Linked DNA regions of Homo sapiens: region 2 is linked to region 1. Evidence: chromatin loops called from intact Hi-C (ENCODE). Cell type or tissue: PC-3. All regions are shown on one strand. Each heading gives the region's core, and the rest is flanking DNA. Links, peaks and the distances in the headings are about the cores only.

Region 1 (8,517 bases), core at 2,113-7,112:
CATGATTTTGTTCTTTTTTATGGCTGTGTAGTATTCCATGGCGTATATGTACCACACATTTTCTTTGTCCAATCCACCACTGATGGGCATCTCGGGTGATTCCATGTCTTTGCTATGGTGAATAGAGATGTGATGAACATACAAGTGTAGGTGCCTTTTTGGTAGAAGAATTTATTTTCTTTTGAGTGTGTACCCAGTAATGAGATTGCTAGGTCAAGTAGCAATTCTATTTTTCATTCTTTCAGAAATCTCCAAGCTGCTTTCCACAGTGGATAAACTAATTTGCATTTCCACCAAAGTATATAAGCATTCTCTTTTCTCTGCAACCTTGCCAACATCTGTTATTTTTTGACTTTTTGATAATAGCCATTCTGATTGTTTTGAGGTGGTATCCCATAGTGGTTTTGATTTTCATCCTTCCGATGATTAGTGATGGTGAACATTTTTTTCATGTTTCTTGACCACTTGCATGTCTTCTTTTGAGAAGTGTCTATTCGTGGCATTAACTCACTTTTTAATGGGATTCTTTTTTCTTGTTGATGTGCCTTTTCCCCATTGTTTATTTTTGTCGAATTTGTTGAAGACCAGATCATTGTAGGTGTGAAGAATCTATTTCTGAATTACTTATTATAAATATTTTGGAAGGGCAAATACTGATGGTTGAAGACATACAAATTCACTAAAATTGAGAACGATAAAATTATGACTAGGCTATTAAAGTTATAGAGAGGTGAATTTATGGCATGGTAAAAGAATAATATTTATTGAAACACCATCTTAAAAATGGCACAGATCAAAAATATGGCTAGCTTTGCAACATTTTAGTTCTCATTTCATTACAGCTTTTGAGGTCTGAGGGAGAGCTTACCTAAGCAATTAAGCTACTGGTTAAGAAATTTTGTGTACATCTTAAGACTTTATATGACTGATGAGAGTTATTACTCAAGTACATAATACGAATGAGGATTTTGAATTGCAGCACATTGTAGGCAGTAAATAAAGACTTGCTGAATGAATGGATATTTTTTCTACCAATGATGAACTTCGATGCAAAGAAATGGCATGACTAAATGTTCAAGATATTTCTGTTGCAGGAAATTCATAAAAAGTAAGAGTAACTATCTATTTCTAAAACAACATCTATCAGAAATCAGTCTGGTCAGATTCTACCTTCAAATGTACAATGTCAGAACTAGAAAGGTTATGAAGACTAACACACTTTACTTTTTACCCTACTGACGACATTCTCTGAAAATTCAGTTTTCTTGAATGTCACTCTAATACCAAAGTATTTTCCCCAATTAAAGACCAAGTAATTATGTCATTTAGGGATAGCATTTTCTCTAGATAAAGTTTGGCCTCTCTGTTTTCACTTAACACCAAATGGATTACTTCAAATGGATAGCTACAGATCAATTAAATCAAGCTTTGAATTTTTAAAAAGTTTTACTGAATTTTTATATTTTCCAAGCATAATCTTCATCATGTGGCGAAGCTTTAATTACAAGATTACAGAAAGCCAAAGACTTCTAAGCCTTTAGGGCTTTGCTCATATTTTCTTCTCTTACTGCCCATTTTCCTCAATCAACCTGGTGAATGGATGGTTAGTGGACATAAACCAGGTTAATGCTTATGCCCTCATAATTGTTTTTTCTTACTGACCATGCTCTATACCCCTCCCTTTGGTGACCCTGCCTTCCTCTCTTGTGCTCCTGAAGCTTCCCATCATCATTCTGATACTATTGTGCCATAATTTCTGACTTTATGTATCTATATATCCTCCCTAGGATGGTGAGCTGTTTTAGGATAGTTCCTTTGTCTTTCGATTCACCACAATAACCTGAGTTTATTTTTAGCACAATACCTTACATAACAGACATATAGAAAATAATTGTTAAATAGGCAAATTTTAATAGTGGACTAGAGACCTTGGGAAGCAGCAAGGAAACCACTGATTAGATAAATATTAATGTGGCAAACTGGCTTTCATTGTTGTGAGGGTTCTTAACAGTTTTTCTCCCACTTCTCGCTGATTTACTATCACTCCTGGCATCATAAATTCAAGTCAATAAATGTTCTGCATATATGGGGCAACATTTGAACTCTTTGGAGCAGAGATGTCATGTAGGTTGTAGGAACAAATGTATGGCTCCATGAAGGTTGATAGGAATGTAAATTTTAAGCTGGAAAAGAAAGAGACAGCACTCAGAACTGTATATTCACTTATTTGTATTAGGTGAGCTACCAGAAAAAATTTTTAGAGGCATTTCATATGGATAAAAATTCATGTTAAAAGCATCTTCAAAGATTGCAACAAATGTACGCCCAATCCACTGTCCATATTTTTTGAGACAGGATCTTGCTCTGTCAGATAGCCTACAGTGCAGTAGAATGGTCATAGCTTCCTACAGCCTTGAACTACTGGGCTCTGGCAATCCTCCTGCTTCAGCATCCCAAGCAGCAGCTGGGACTACAAACATCAGCCACCAGGGCTGGAAAAATTGTATTTTTTGTAGAGATGGGGTCTCACTTTGTTCCCGAGGCTGGTCTCAAACTCCTGGCCTCAAGCGAATCTCCTGTCTTGGTTTCTTAAAGTGGTGAGATTATAGGCATGAGCCACTGTGCCTAGCCTTACTCTGTATAACAAATTTTGATTCTTAAAATATTCATAATGTAACCAACTATTCATATTGGACTAAAAACTTACCAATTAAGTTTCCATTATTTAAAAATATAGGATATTTGAGGCAGGAGTCACTATTCATTTTATTTTCTATATTTCCTTTTTTTTTTTTAGAACAAATTCACTTATATAAACAAATAGTGTATGAGGGTAGAATATACTTTTAATTCCATGCTTTTGAAAAATGTATTCCGGACTACAGACCATTTTAAACATTTTTTTTGATATCATCTACATACAGCAAAATTTACTCTTTCTGTTGTACAGCTCTGAGAATTTTTTCTGTGATCACACCTAAAGGAATTATAAATGCTCATACACAATTTTATATTGTTCTGTTTTGTTTCTTGAGACAGGGTTTCTCTCTGTTGCTCAGGCTGAAGTGCAGTGGTACGATTACAGCTCACTGCAGCCTTGGCCTTCTGGGCTCAAGTGATCCTCCAATCTCAGTGCCCCAAGTAGCTGGGACTACTGGTGCACACCACCACTTTCTATTTCTTAATTTTTTGTACAGATGGGGTCTTGCTATGTTTCCCAGGCTGGTCTCAAACTCTTGGGCTCAAATCCTCCTGCCTCAGCCTCTCAAAGTGCTGGGGTTACAAGTGTGAGCCACCACAGTTGGCCCAGAGTTTTTTTAAAAACATAAATTTTCCTCACTTTTGCGTAAATACCTAGAAGTAGGATTGCTGTGTCATATAGTAAATGTATATTTAGCTATATAAAGAAATTGTCAGACTTTTGTAAAGTGGTTGTGCCATTTTTTTTTATTATACTTTAAGTTCTGGGATACATGTGAAGAATGTGCAGGTTTGTTACACAGGTATACACGTATGATGGTGGTTTGCTTCACCCATCAACCCGTCATGTACATTAGGTATTTCTCTTAATGCTCTCCCTCCCCTAACCCGCCACCCCCCGACAGGCCCCAGTGTGTGATGTTTCCCGCCCTGTGTTCATGAGTTCTCATTGTTCAGCCCCTACTTATGAGTGAGAACATGAAGTGTTTGGTTTCCTGTTCTTGTGTTAGTTTGCTGAGAATGATGGTTTCCGTGCCCGGCTAAGGTTCTATAGTTTTTACTTGGGTTTATAATACATATTGAATTTTTATACAAGGTGTATAAAAATTTCACACAAGATGTGAACTATGAGTTGAGGTTACATAGTTTTTGCAAAATTGTTTCAACAAAGTTTGTTGTAAAGATTATCATTTCCCTATTGAATTGCCTTTGTACAAAGGTAGAAAAATAACAGACTCAACGTATGGGTCTATATCTGCACTCTCTAATCAGTTCCTTTGATATATGATGATTAATTTCTCAAATTCTACAGCAGGATAGCTCTTTTTTAAACCTCAAAAATGTGAAAATAATTTTCCTTATAAATAGGAGACCTGAGAGCCTTTTGTATCCTTGGCGAATTCAGCTAAACTTTCTGGGCTCTGTTTCTTTATCTGTGGAATGTGGAATTGCATTAACGGAAATCTGAAGTCCTGTTTTTTCTTTCTTTTCCTCTTCCCTTCTTTTCACTTTCCTCTTCCCCTCTTTTCACTTTCCTCTTCCCCTCTTTTCACTTTCCTCTTCCCCTCTTTTCACTTTCCTCTTCCCCTCTTTTCACTTTCCTCTTCCCCCCAGCCTTCTCAGCCCTTCTCATCCTTTCTCTCTACCTTCTTCCCCCACCCCCATATTCTTTCTCTGTCTGGTCAGTAGATGGTGCTGTGCTGCAAGACATGTATTTGCTGGTTTCTTAAAACTTTTAAATATCACATTATGTCATCTGTTAATTCTACGCCTTATGACTACACTTTGAGAGCTGATCCTTAAATTGTTAATGGAACAACGATGTTCACACCCCTCCCTCTTTGAGAAGCTAAACCCCAGGCATGAGTTGGCTACTTAAACTAGGTACACTTTTTCACTGGAAACTTTGTCAAGAGATAAAGGCCTTTGATTAAGAGGAAATATTTTTTAAAAGCAATAGTGGGTAGTGACCCTGAAAACCCCAAATGTCCTTCAGCCCCATGTGTGACATTTGAGTTGGTGTGTGTTTACCCAAGGGCAAAAAATGGATGGCCATGAAGGACATAGGATAGGAAGCCCCTTTGCTCAAAATAAAATCCCAAGGTTAATTTGTTTGTGAATCACAGAGCCAGCTGTCTGTCCTGGCCCAGTATGACTTTTGTGGTGACAGCTGTTTCTACCAAGATTTGACGAGTGGGAATGAGGGCAGAGCTGGTGGTTGCGAGATGGGATGGAAGTGGGAGATGGATTGCAAGTATGGACTCTGGTTTCTTTAAAAAGGAAACCCATGGGTTTTTACATATTCTCAATTGAACTTGTAGTTCCTTTAGTTGCGCATAATGCTTTTACTTCCCGGGAGAGAAGAGGTGGGTGTGCATGGTTAGTTGTTTCTTCATGTCCCCTTAGGTTACAGTTTAATGATGGGTGTTTCATTTTCCAAAAGTTTAGCAAACTGTGAAGGTTTCCATAAAGGGCACTATATTTGCTTGCAAAAATCCAGTCTTTATTCCTCTGGCCCCAAAACCCTGAGGTACTGTGGACTCAAGTTTCTTAGAGCCTGATTGTTAAAATACCAAATGAAAGGCACTTCTTGGGGTTTATGGCATCATCCTGGTATTTCCATGTATAAATAATAATAATGTTCATTTGATAGTGCTTTATGGTTTCGAAAAGTAATTTTACCAACATATGCAATTATGCCTTTGCTTAGAAAGTAGATATTTGAATTAGGGCATTGGAGGTCAAAGCCAGAGAAGATCAGTGAGGAAGAAACACGTAGGTTACTGATGACTTCTATCCTCATTTAGGTCTCCAATTGGGTGTTTCAAATTAACACAATTGAGCTTCTACATCCATCCCCTAGCCACTCAATTTCCTATCTCCTCCATCTGGATACATGAAAATACCATCCTTTTATTTGCTCAGCCCCCAAGCTTTGGAGTTGTCTTTGATTCTCCTCTTTCTTATTCTACACCTGAGCTACAAGCAAAACCTGTTGGAATTACCTTTAAAATACAGTGTATTCAGAATCCGAAAACTTCTCACCACCTCCATTGGTACACCCTGGTCTGATCCACTATCATCACTTACATGAATTAGGACAAAAGTTTTCTAATAGATTCCCCTGCATCAGCCCCTGTCCACACTTTAATTTAGGCACAGCAGCAATAGAAATGCTGTTAATAGGTAAATTGGACCTTGTCAAGTCTTGGCCCAGAACCCTTTAAAGGCTTTTCGTCTCACATTGAGGAAGTGCAAAGACATTACAGTGGCCTACGCAGTCCTGTGTGATGTGACCTCTTCTATACTTTGGGATCCTATTTCCTATCACTGACCCTCTCTTACTCACTCCTGTTCTCCTGACTCCTTCTCAGATGTTCCAGGGGTGCTCCTCTCTTAGGATCTATTTACTTGTTCTTTATCTTTGAATGCTCCTCCCCCAAATATGATTCTCACTCTCATATCCTTCAGATCTTGAATCAATGTCACCTTCTTACTGTGGCCTTCCCTGGCTGCTTAACTTAAAATTGGACCCTCTCTCACATTTTCTGATCCTTTCCTAGCTTAATTTTTTCTTCAGCACTTATTACAAACATAATCTGCACTTAATTTGTCTTGCTTAACTTTCTGGAATATAAATTTCATGTGGGCAGGGATTCTTGTCTATTTTATTCATTACTCTACTTCCAAAGCCCAGAGGAGTGCTTGACACAAAAGGAACACTCAATAACTATGACTAAATACATAAATGAATGTATTCTCCACCTTGTTTTCATGGTATGTGTGAGGCTTTGCAAGTACCAACCACCAAAGAAAAAGACTAATGCTTGATTAGATTCTTGGAGAGTAAAACTCAATGCTCCACCATCACTTTGTGAAAAGTAACAGTTTCATGGTCTAAATTATAGATTCTGACTCAGTAGGTCTGGGAGTCCATATTTATGTATTCCTCAAGAAATTTTAAATCTTAACCAGATCTGGGGGCCCGTTTGTCTAGAGAACAGTTTACCTTTAACTCAACAAATATTTATTGGATATATTCTATATTCCAGAAATTATGCCAGGAAATGGCCCTGCACTGAAGTCTGGTAGGAGAGACAGATGTGTAAAATTACACTTGCCATGTAGTATAATAAGTGCTTTCCTAAGGCATTTATTAATTGCAGGGGTTGTGAAAGACGAAAGAAGAAATCATCTGAAATGGATCTGAAGAGTTCTCAGAGGAAGTGACTCATGTTGAAGAGGAAGTGACAAAGCAGGTAAGGAATATAGGGCACTGTAGTTAGGAAAACATCTTGGCCTCTGAGTTCAAGACGATTGCCAGGTTCCTGAGTCATGCCTTATACCAATGAAGGGGGCAAAGTTAGACAGCCATCTATTTTTGCAAGAAGTTCCTATCTCTTTTTATAGCCCTCTCTTCCAGGTGTCTAGGACTTTAACTGTCTTGAGAGAATAAAAATACATTTCTGGCTTATTTATCTGGTTCTCCTTTAAAAAGAGTATAATGAGATCCTTTCTAATACTGAGTAGCTAATGATTTTCTGGGGTGTTCACATTTCAACAACAAGGCAGCCTTTAATAATAAAAAACAATTAGGCAGGTATCAGTGACAAGCCAGCAAGCAGATATTCTTTTCGGCTGGAATCTTCAATTTTCCTTGAGTCATATCACATGGGAAGGACCTTAAGGTTGGTGCTAGAATTGGTCTGCAGTAATTCTCTGCCAATTCATCACAATGCTGGGGGAAATGATAACCACTCTTGTCTCTTCCAAGCTTTGCTATAGGTCTTAGACCAATGCCTTTGTTTTTCCGTGCTGCAATTACTCAATTTTTAAATATCATATTTGTGTAGAGCATTGTACTCTGTTCATTTATATTAGTCAAGGAAAGTAGTGTTTGCTGCTATGACACACAGTCCCCAGGTCTCAGTACCTCAACACAATAAAGTTTTATTTTTTTGCTTGTATCATGTTCCAATGTGAATTCCAAGAAAATGGGGATGGGTCTGTTGTTTGGACAGGAGCCTCTGCTTTGTGCATCCATTCAGAGATAAAATTATTTTCATAATGGGGCTCTGCAAGATCCAGTCGTGCTTCAAAAACTGGCCTGACATCTTCCAGATAGCAGATGAGGAGCAAATGAAACAGGACCTCACTTTAACATGCCTTAAACCAAGAGTCAGCTAATTTTTTCCGTAAAGAATAGTACATATCTCAGGCTCTGAGAGCCACCCAATCTCTGTTAAAAACTACACAGTTCTGCTGATATAGTGTGAAAGGAGCCTTAGACAATATGTAAATGAGTAGGGTGGCTATGTTCCAATGAAACTTTATTTACAAAGACAGGTGATTGGCCACATTTGCCCTGTAGGCTATAGTTTGCAGACCCCTGCATTATACCAAAAGGTATGTCTTCCATTCACATTCCATTGGCAAAAAACAGTCATATGTCCCCACCCAGATGCAGAATGTCAGGGGAATGTACTTTGGCTGTGTGCCAAGAAACTGGTGAGAATTTAGCCAGTCTCTGATGCATCATATATTAGGGGTAGGATGTTCATTGATTATTTCCCAGTTGGTGGACGCACTGTTCTCTACTTCCAACTTGTTCAAGGTCAAAAATTTTCCTTTAGAAGACATGATCTCACAAGTTTTCTAAGCTTCTTTATCCTTTATTCTGGGGAACAATGAGGATGGTTTGCTGAAAGTGGTCGTGAAAGATCCTATGTAGACCAGGTGGGAGAGTTTGCTCCCAGGAAAAAAATAAGTATTACCTCAAGTAGGTGATTGAAGTACAACATGCTATCCACTGGTAAC
Region 2 (7,080 bases), core at 1,807-6,806, 360 kb after region 1:
TGAGGTGGGAGGATCACAAGGTCAAGAGATGGAGACGATCCTAGCCTACATGGTGAAACCCTGTCTCTACTAAAATACAAAAAAATTAGCCAGGCATGGTGGTGTGCACCTTTAGTCTCAGTTACTCAGGAAGCTGAGGCAGGGGAATCGCTTGAACCAGGGAGGCAGAGATTTCAGTGAGCAGAGATTGTGCCACTGCACTCCAGCCTGGCAACAGAGCGAGACTCAGTATCAAAAAAAAAAAAAAAAAAAAAAGAAAAGAAAGAAAGAGTAGCAAGGCTATAACCAGGCTGCAGGTGTCTCAGAGTCAGCTCCACTACTCTCATGCTGTACTAAGTTACTGGGCTAAGCTTCAGTTTTCTTATTTGTAACAAAGAGGCCATGTTCACTGCAGAGCCATGTTAAAAATCACAGTAGTAAATATACAGTGTTTAGATAGTGCTTGGCATAGTGAGAAGGTTGCAAGGGCTATTCCCATCATCAGCAATGTTTTGCACTGAGATTGTTGCATCTTACTCTCCATGGCATCATTCATGTCCTGCTCAAATGTCATCTCCTCACAGAACCACTCTGATCCCCTTTTCCAAATAACCCCACAAATTGTGTAAACTTCCTATTCCTTGGCCCAGTTTCAGGGCAATTATTATTATTAGAATTTAAGTTTTATGTTTATTTGTTTATTATATCTTCCACTCTCTCCAAAATAAACCCTTGAAGATAGGATCTACTGTTTACTACAGATTCTAATGTGGGTTGTCGTGGAATCATGGTATTGAATTTTAGCTCTTTTCCATCTGCTTTTCTTTCAACCTGTGTGGTCCATCCGCTCAGGGCTTAATACCAAGACTAACTATAAAATACGGGGAAGAGGCCGGGTGTGCCTGTAATCCTAGCACTTTGGGAGGCTGAGGCAGGTGGATCATGAGGTCATGAGTTCGAGACCAGCCAGGCCAACATGGTGAAACCTTGTCTCTACTAAAAATACAAAAATTAGCCAGGTGTGGTGGCACATGCCTGTAATCCCAGCTACTCAGGAGGCTGAGGCAGGAGAATTGCATGAACCCGGAAGGCAGAGGTTGCAGTGAGCCGAGATCACACCACTACACTCCAGCTGGGGTAACAGAGTCAGACTCCATCTCAAATAAAAAAAAAATATATATGGGGAAGGGGGCTGTGGTTTCCGACGTACCTTCAAATAAAGAACAGTGATGTGAAGAACCAAACACTTGACCAATGGGACCTCCCAGCCCATTCTAAGAAATGGCATGGGAAAATCAATCTAAGGAATAATGTGCTGGGAAGTCTGGACATGCCACTGCGTGTGCGAGAGCCCAGAGGTCATGTGGGCACTTGGAAATGCTGACCTGCACAATTAGCATCACAAGCATTTTTGTGGTCATTAAATACACATGACATATTGAAGAGGACACATTGAAGAAAATTACTGTAATGAATGATGAGCTTGGAGTTTAAACAGCAGATCATCCCTGGATCATCTGTCTCCAGGGAATGAAGCTGGTGAGCTGAGGCCCTGTGGTGTTTAAATAGCAGATCATCTCTGGATCATCTGTTTCCAGGGAATGAAGCTGGTGAGCTGAGGCCTTGTGTTTAAATAGCAGACCATCCCTGGATCTTCTATTTCCAGGGAATGAAACTGGTGAGCTGAGGCCCTGTGGTGGAACACAGACACTACACTCTGAACCCCGGAAGCAGGATTCTTTCTTTTGAGAACTGTTATTCAAAGCTACTTGAAAGTTAATCTCTAAAACCAAAAACCACAAAACTACTCTTTCCATGGAGCAACTCAGGTGAGAACTTAAAAACAAATATTTTAGGCACAGACATTTCCTTAAAGTTCATGTATTTCCTTAAGTCTATTCTATTCTACTTTGTCTTCCTAATCCATCATTTGTGTTTGTTTGTTTCCGTAGATTTAATTAAACAAACAACATATGGCTAAAAATTAATTTTGGCATGTCTCAACGTGGACACCTGGAATCAGCTAGCTGACTCATTACTAAAAGAAAAGATAACAGTTTCGAAAAGCTAAAAATAATAATTGAAAGACCCACCTATCTCAAAGTGAATGTTAAGAAAATACATTTTTTAAGAAAGGAAGTGATGAATATACCTATAGCTAATATTATGGGTGAACCTGACAAATAGAATACTGAGTAAAAGAAAATATAAAAAGTACATCCTTTAGAGTTTTATTTCTATAAAGTTCAGAAACAGGTTAAAAGTAATTATGGCATTAGAAGTTAGGCTCCTCTTGGTGGCAGCAATTACTAGAAATGAGCGTAAGTTAGGCTTCTAAAGTCCTCAAAACATCCTCTACTTTCTTTTTAAGGCAGTTGCTGAATAGCAGAAATATCTGTTCTTTTGAGGATCTATTAAGCTGTACACTTACAATTTGTCATTTTGTTTAGGGTTATTAAAGTTTATAGGAGGCCATTGTTTTGGACCAGCCTCCTGCACTGGGCTCCAGCAGACCAGACCCAACCAGAATGAAGTCGTTTGTGCTAATGCCATGTAATCAAACTTAACTTTGAAATGAGCCAGTTTTCAAAAAACCAGGAGATTCCAGTCAACCCTGGTCAGCATAATAAGGACGTTTCCTCTGTTTTAATCCTACAAGGAAAGTAACTTTGAAACCAACAATCTGCTTTTTGTTCTGTTTCTACTTGCTTCAGCCCTTTTTTCTCTATAAGGTCAACCTTCTCTGCTGAGCTCATTGGAACACCCGTTCTATTTTATAGAATGTGATATTGACAAATTCTAGAATTTCAAATAAAGGCCAATTATATTTTAAACTAAATTGTTGTAATGTTGTCTTTTAATAGGTTTCTCCTGAAATGTTCAAAAACTTATGGTATCCAGCTTGCCCTTAAGAGAAGTCTTTATTCTTCCAACCGCATTGAACTCATCTTGGTGTTTATTGAAAATACAGATTCCTGGGTCTAATTTATTGAATCAGATTCTCTGGGGTGGAGTCTATCAACCCCAATAATTAAGCATTTCCTTGGGCAATTCGGGGACATACTCAAGGTTGAGAATTCAGTAGTGCCTATTTGGTCAAACTGTTCCACAACACATGTTTGGTTACCTTCAGCAAATACTTAAAGCATGGCCCGTGTAATAGCTTCCTGGGCCACACGGTTCCTCATCTTGCCTGAATTCCTCCCCCTGCACCTTTTGAGAACTGCTACCTATGATGTTAGCAGTTGTCAGACACTACACTCTCATTCACTGCACCAGCCCCTTCACCCAGTGAGTCTGAGATGTTGACAAACCATCATTTACAAATATTTTTAAAATCATTTATAAGGTAACTGCCTCCCTCACTAATAAAAGTGGCAAATTAAATGAAAATTTGATCCCCATAATATCTTGCCTTGTTCTTTTAAGTAGACACTCAAAGGGGGATGGAGGGTAAACCACTGGCTTTAATGAGACAGTTGGGTGAAAAAGAAAAAAAAATAAGTAGGAAATGGTACCCAGGGCTTCTGGTATTTTTATCTTAGCAGCAAGGGGAAGTTTTGATAAGAAGAGGCCCTGTCTTTGTTCTACCAGGATCCAAGCATTGCATCACCATCTCCAGAAGCTGCTGCCTTGTGTGTGCCAGATGATAATTTGGGCATAGGCACAAATCAATACCAGGAATGGGTGTGCTGGGAGCGTGCACTGTAAGTACTGTGAGTATAAATAGAGCTGGAAGAACAACCTTTTTGTGAACTACTGTGTGGTAATCCTCGGGAAGCCAGGAAGCTGGTATGGCTTCAATGGGCCTTTTATAACGTTACATGCTACCCCCCAACTGCCCTCCTACACACACATGGACTGCTTGCTAAAGTTACCATTTTTAATGCAAATCATCATAATGGCTTGATAATTATTTCAATTGGCATTTGTGAAGCCATTCAGTAAAAGAACAGCCAGGGCAAAACCCTCACTAATCTTCCCATCTTTCATATCCTCTGGGTTTGAGGTGGAATAACACAAGAAAGCCCCAAAGCCAGAGGGTTTTTGAAGTTTCTTCTTAATGGACCTAACTCTCCCTGCCTGTTACTCTATGAAGTGTATTCGGCCCAAGTTAAACAAAATAGCAAGAGCATAATATTTGTGGTGGCTTGAAAGGAGAGGAGGCAATGACAAGCGTCCCCTTCCTCCTCAGCTTAGCTTTCAGATTGGTTGGAAAGCACTTTAACACATTGTTGTTATTATTGCGGAAAATAATAATAAACATTTATTGAATGCTGTCATATGGTGAGTAACTGTTCTAAAAATGTTTTGTCCGAGAGGAGCTTATTAAAAAATAACTATTTAGGTTTTTTACTTTTCCATAGAGGATGACTTTTTAACTCTTTCACTGGCCCTTAGGGGTGCACAGTGTATTCATATGCTGCAAAATGTAAAGTACTGGTCTCCTACAAGGCCTGTCCCTGACTCTTCCTCTTACCTGCAGTCTGTCATGATTAGAGTCTGGCAGCAACTCATAAATGAGAAATTTAAGACATTGCCGCTTTGTGGAGGGGAAACAAAGCTGGAAAGAATGACTAACTAAAATTTCTGTTTGAAATTGCTTTTCTCCCAAATCAGGCAAAGAGAACTAATACATGTCAACATTACTACAAAATATTTTTACAAAGGAAAAGCTGGCTGAAGGTTGTCTTTTTTGTTTTTTGTTTTTTGAGACAGAGTCTCACTCTGTCGTCCAAGCTGGAGTACAATGGCACAATCTTGGCTCACTGCAACCTCCACCTCCCAGGCTCAAGGGATTCTCCTGCCTCAGCCTCCCCAGTAGCTGGGATTCCAGGCGTGTGTGACCATGCCTGGCTAATTTTTTGTTATTTTTAGTGGACGGGGTTTTACCATGTTGCCGAGGGTGGTTTCGAAATCGTGAGCTCAGGAGTTCGCCCACCTTGGCCTCCCAAAGTGCTAGGATTACAATACACGAAGCTTGCTTGCTAGACTGATGGAACTATGTGTTGTGATTAGTTCTATGTTCACTCCTTAAACCTACTAGTGAGCCCTATTTGGAAAGCTGGCTTCTAACCCTTTACGTGAGAACAAATCACTAGCCAGCCAGTTCAGTGGGTGGAAGATCAATCAGCTAATTTGGAAACAATAAGTTTAAGTAGTAGTTTTTTGTCTTCACTTAATAGAAGATAGGATGCTTGCTATTATTATTAAAAACCTATATTAATATATGTTTTAGTCTCTGAACGGCTCAATAGATTGAGGTGTTTTCCAAACTCACTCCACACCAGTCTTCTCTTTCCACTAAAGTGACTTGGTTCAGCAGAAGTGTTTGATTTTTACGGCAGTAATCTAGATTTGAATAGATCCTTCCTGAACCTAAGGTTCATAAACCTCCAAAGGGTCTGTGAATAGAATTCAAGGGTTCTATGCACTTGAATGGAAAAAAAATCTTTATTTTTACCATACTCTAAATGAAATTTAGCATTTCCTTCAATTGTTAATATAGGCAGCAAACCACACTTTAAAAGGACTCCTGATATTGTCATCTCATAGAATGGTGGTTGTAAATATCTCAGAATATCATTAAGTACATCCAGACTTTGAAATTATGATAATTATTATAATACTTTAAAATATTTATATTTAACATAGTAATGAATCAGCATATAACATATAAAATATATTTGAATATATCATGTTTTAATATCTTGATGACTATATTTCAGTGTAATTGCTTGTTTGTAATCCTATGTACTTTATTTTATGCATTTAGAAACATGATTTTGAGATAGATCCATGGGCTTTACCTGACAACATGGGTCCATGGCACCACAAATGTTTAAGAACTCTTGGTAGTCTCTAATGTGGCTACTGATACAGAAACTAAATTTATTTCATGGGGCAGCCATACAACTCTGGCTGTACAGTAAAGTCAAAACAAAAAGACCCCAGGCAATGGAGAATCCTAACAAATAACCACAATGGTCAGGAGAAATCTGCATGGACCAATTTAAGTAGTGGTTCTTTTGCTTCCTCAACTTGCATTGTGCAACTTCAGGACTGGCCTGAATGTCAAGATGACAGGAACACCCAGATACAATGAAAAGACGGAGCCAGATGATTCTGGAAAGCAAATAACAGCCAAATGTATATTGTCACTTTGATGCTTAATTGGGCAACATTTATTTCGGAACAGAAAACAATATTTGGTAATACTGTTTACATGGTAAAACTGGCCTACTTCTGACATAAATTCATCTGCCTTTGGATCATTCATTAATTTCAAATGAACTCCATGCCCAGATGACTTTAGTGGTATATTGGAAGAACCAAGTCTTAGTAAAAAATAAAAATTGTAAAAAAGCAACAACAGTTTGGGCAACTATGCCTTTTCCTAAGTAGGTCATCTAGATTGTTGGCCAGCACTGCAATAATTTACTTTGGTCTTAATGGAACCTTAAATAATTCTGTACTGGAACCGTTTGTGGGTTCTCTGAGAGTATGATTTTGTCCATAACATAAGCCCATAATTATAATACATCATATGTCACAATAGTCTGAATTATTGTTGACAACATCAAATGTCAGGAGGGATCTGGCAGAAAATAGAATTGAATGTGAGTGGAGTAAGACTGTTAGTATAGAAGGATTAAAGCTATACTAAGATATATAGCTTGTTAGCAGTTAGTTCTAGATGAGAACAGGTGCCTCATCTAAAGAGCACAGCGTTACCTGCACCCTCCATGGGGTTGCTATGTTAGGAGTGCAAACCTGCTGTTGCTAAATCTGCCAGCAAATCTGGAAAAGCTAAAAATGAGATGAGGTTTTAGTGTGAAGCCACCTAGTGTTTAGAGGAATTGACTAGTGCAATTATTTTCAAACATTCTTTGAGATGAGCAAGGGTTTCTAAAGATTGAATCTTACTCCTGGGTCATGAACTCTTCTGTGCAGATACTACTCACTCATACAGTGAACCATCAATGAAAATGAGAAATGGGATTTGTTTTCAACACCTCCTACTAATCTGTAGAGGTAGAGGGAAAGCATCCTCACTGCTTACGGATGGTTCACTGAAAATGAGCTGATAAAAGGTGGATT

Evidence for each region. A loop is a pair of places that touch in the nucleus more often than their neighbours do. Peaks named below come from ENCODE experiments on the same cell type or tissue, not always from the same donor. Only the 100,000 strongest peaks of a DNase experiment are listed, where the experiment ranks them.
Region 2: it touches region 1 in a loop (5-fold over the local background); 5 of 110 quality-filtered maps call a loop at or near these places.

The regions. Positions count from the first base shown.
Region 1 is chr20:7,855,393-7,863,909 of GRCh38, reverse strand. No RefSeq gene overlaps it. Among named protein-coding and RNA genes, the nearest start is that of HAO1, 81 kb to the left of the region's middle. RefSeq lists a silencer at 6,881-7,081 and an enhancer at 6,308-7,507. In PC-3, for the core only: CTCF peaks have their summits at 4,187 and 4,388 (motif pointing right); DNase peaks (open chromatin) are centred at 4,439 and 6,989; H3K27ac peaks cover 2,704 bases.
Region 2 is chr20:7,500,308-7,507,387 of GRCh38, reverse strand. No RefSeq gene overlaps it. Among named protein-coding and RNA genes, the nearest start is that of MIR8062, 130 kb to the right of the region's middle. In PC-3, for the core only: no CTCF peak of the experiment used is centred there; no DNase peak of the experiment used is centred there.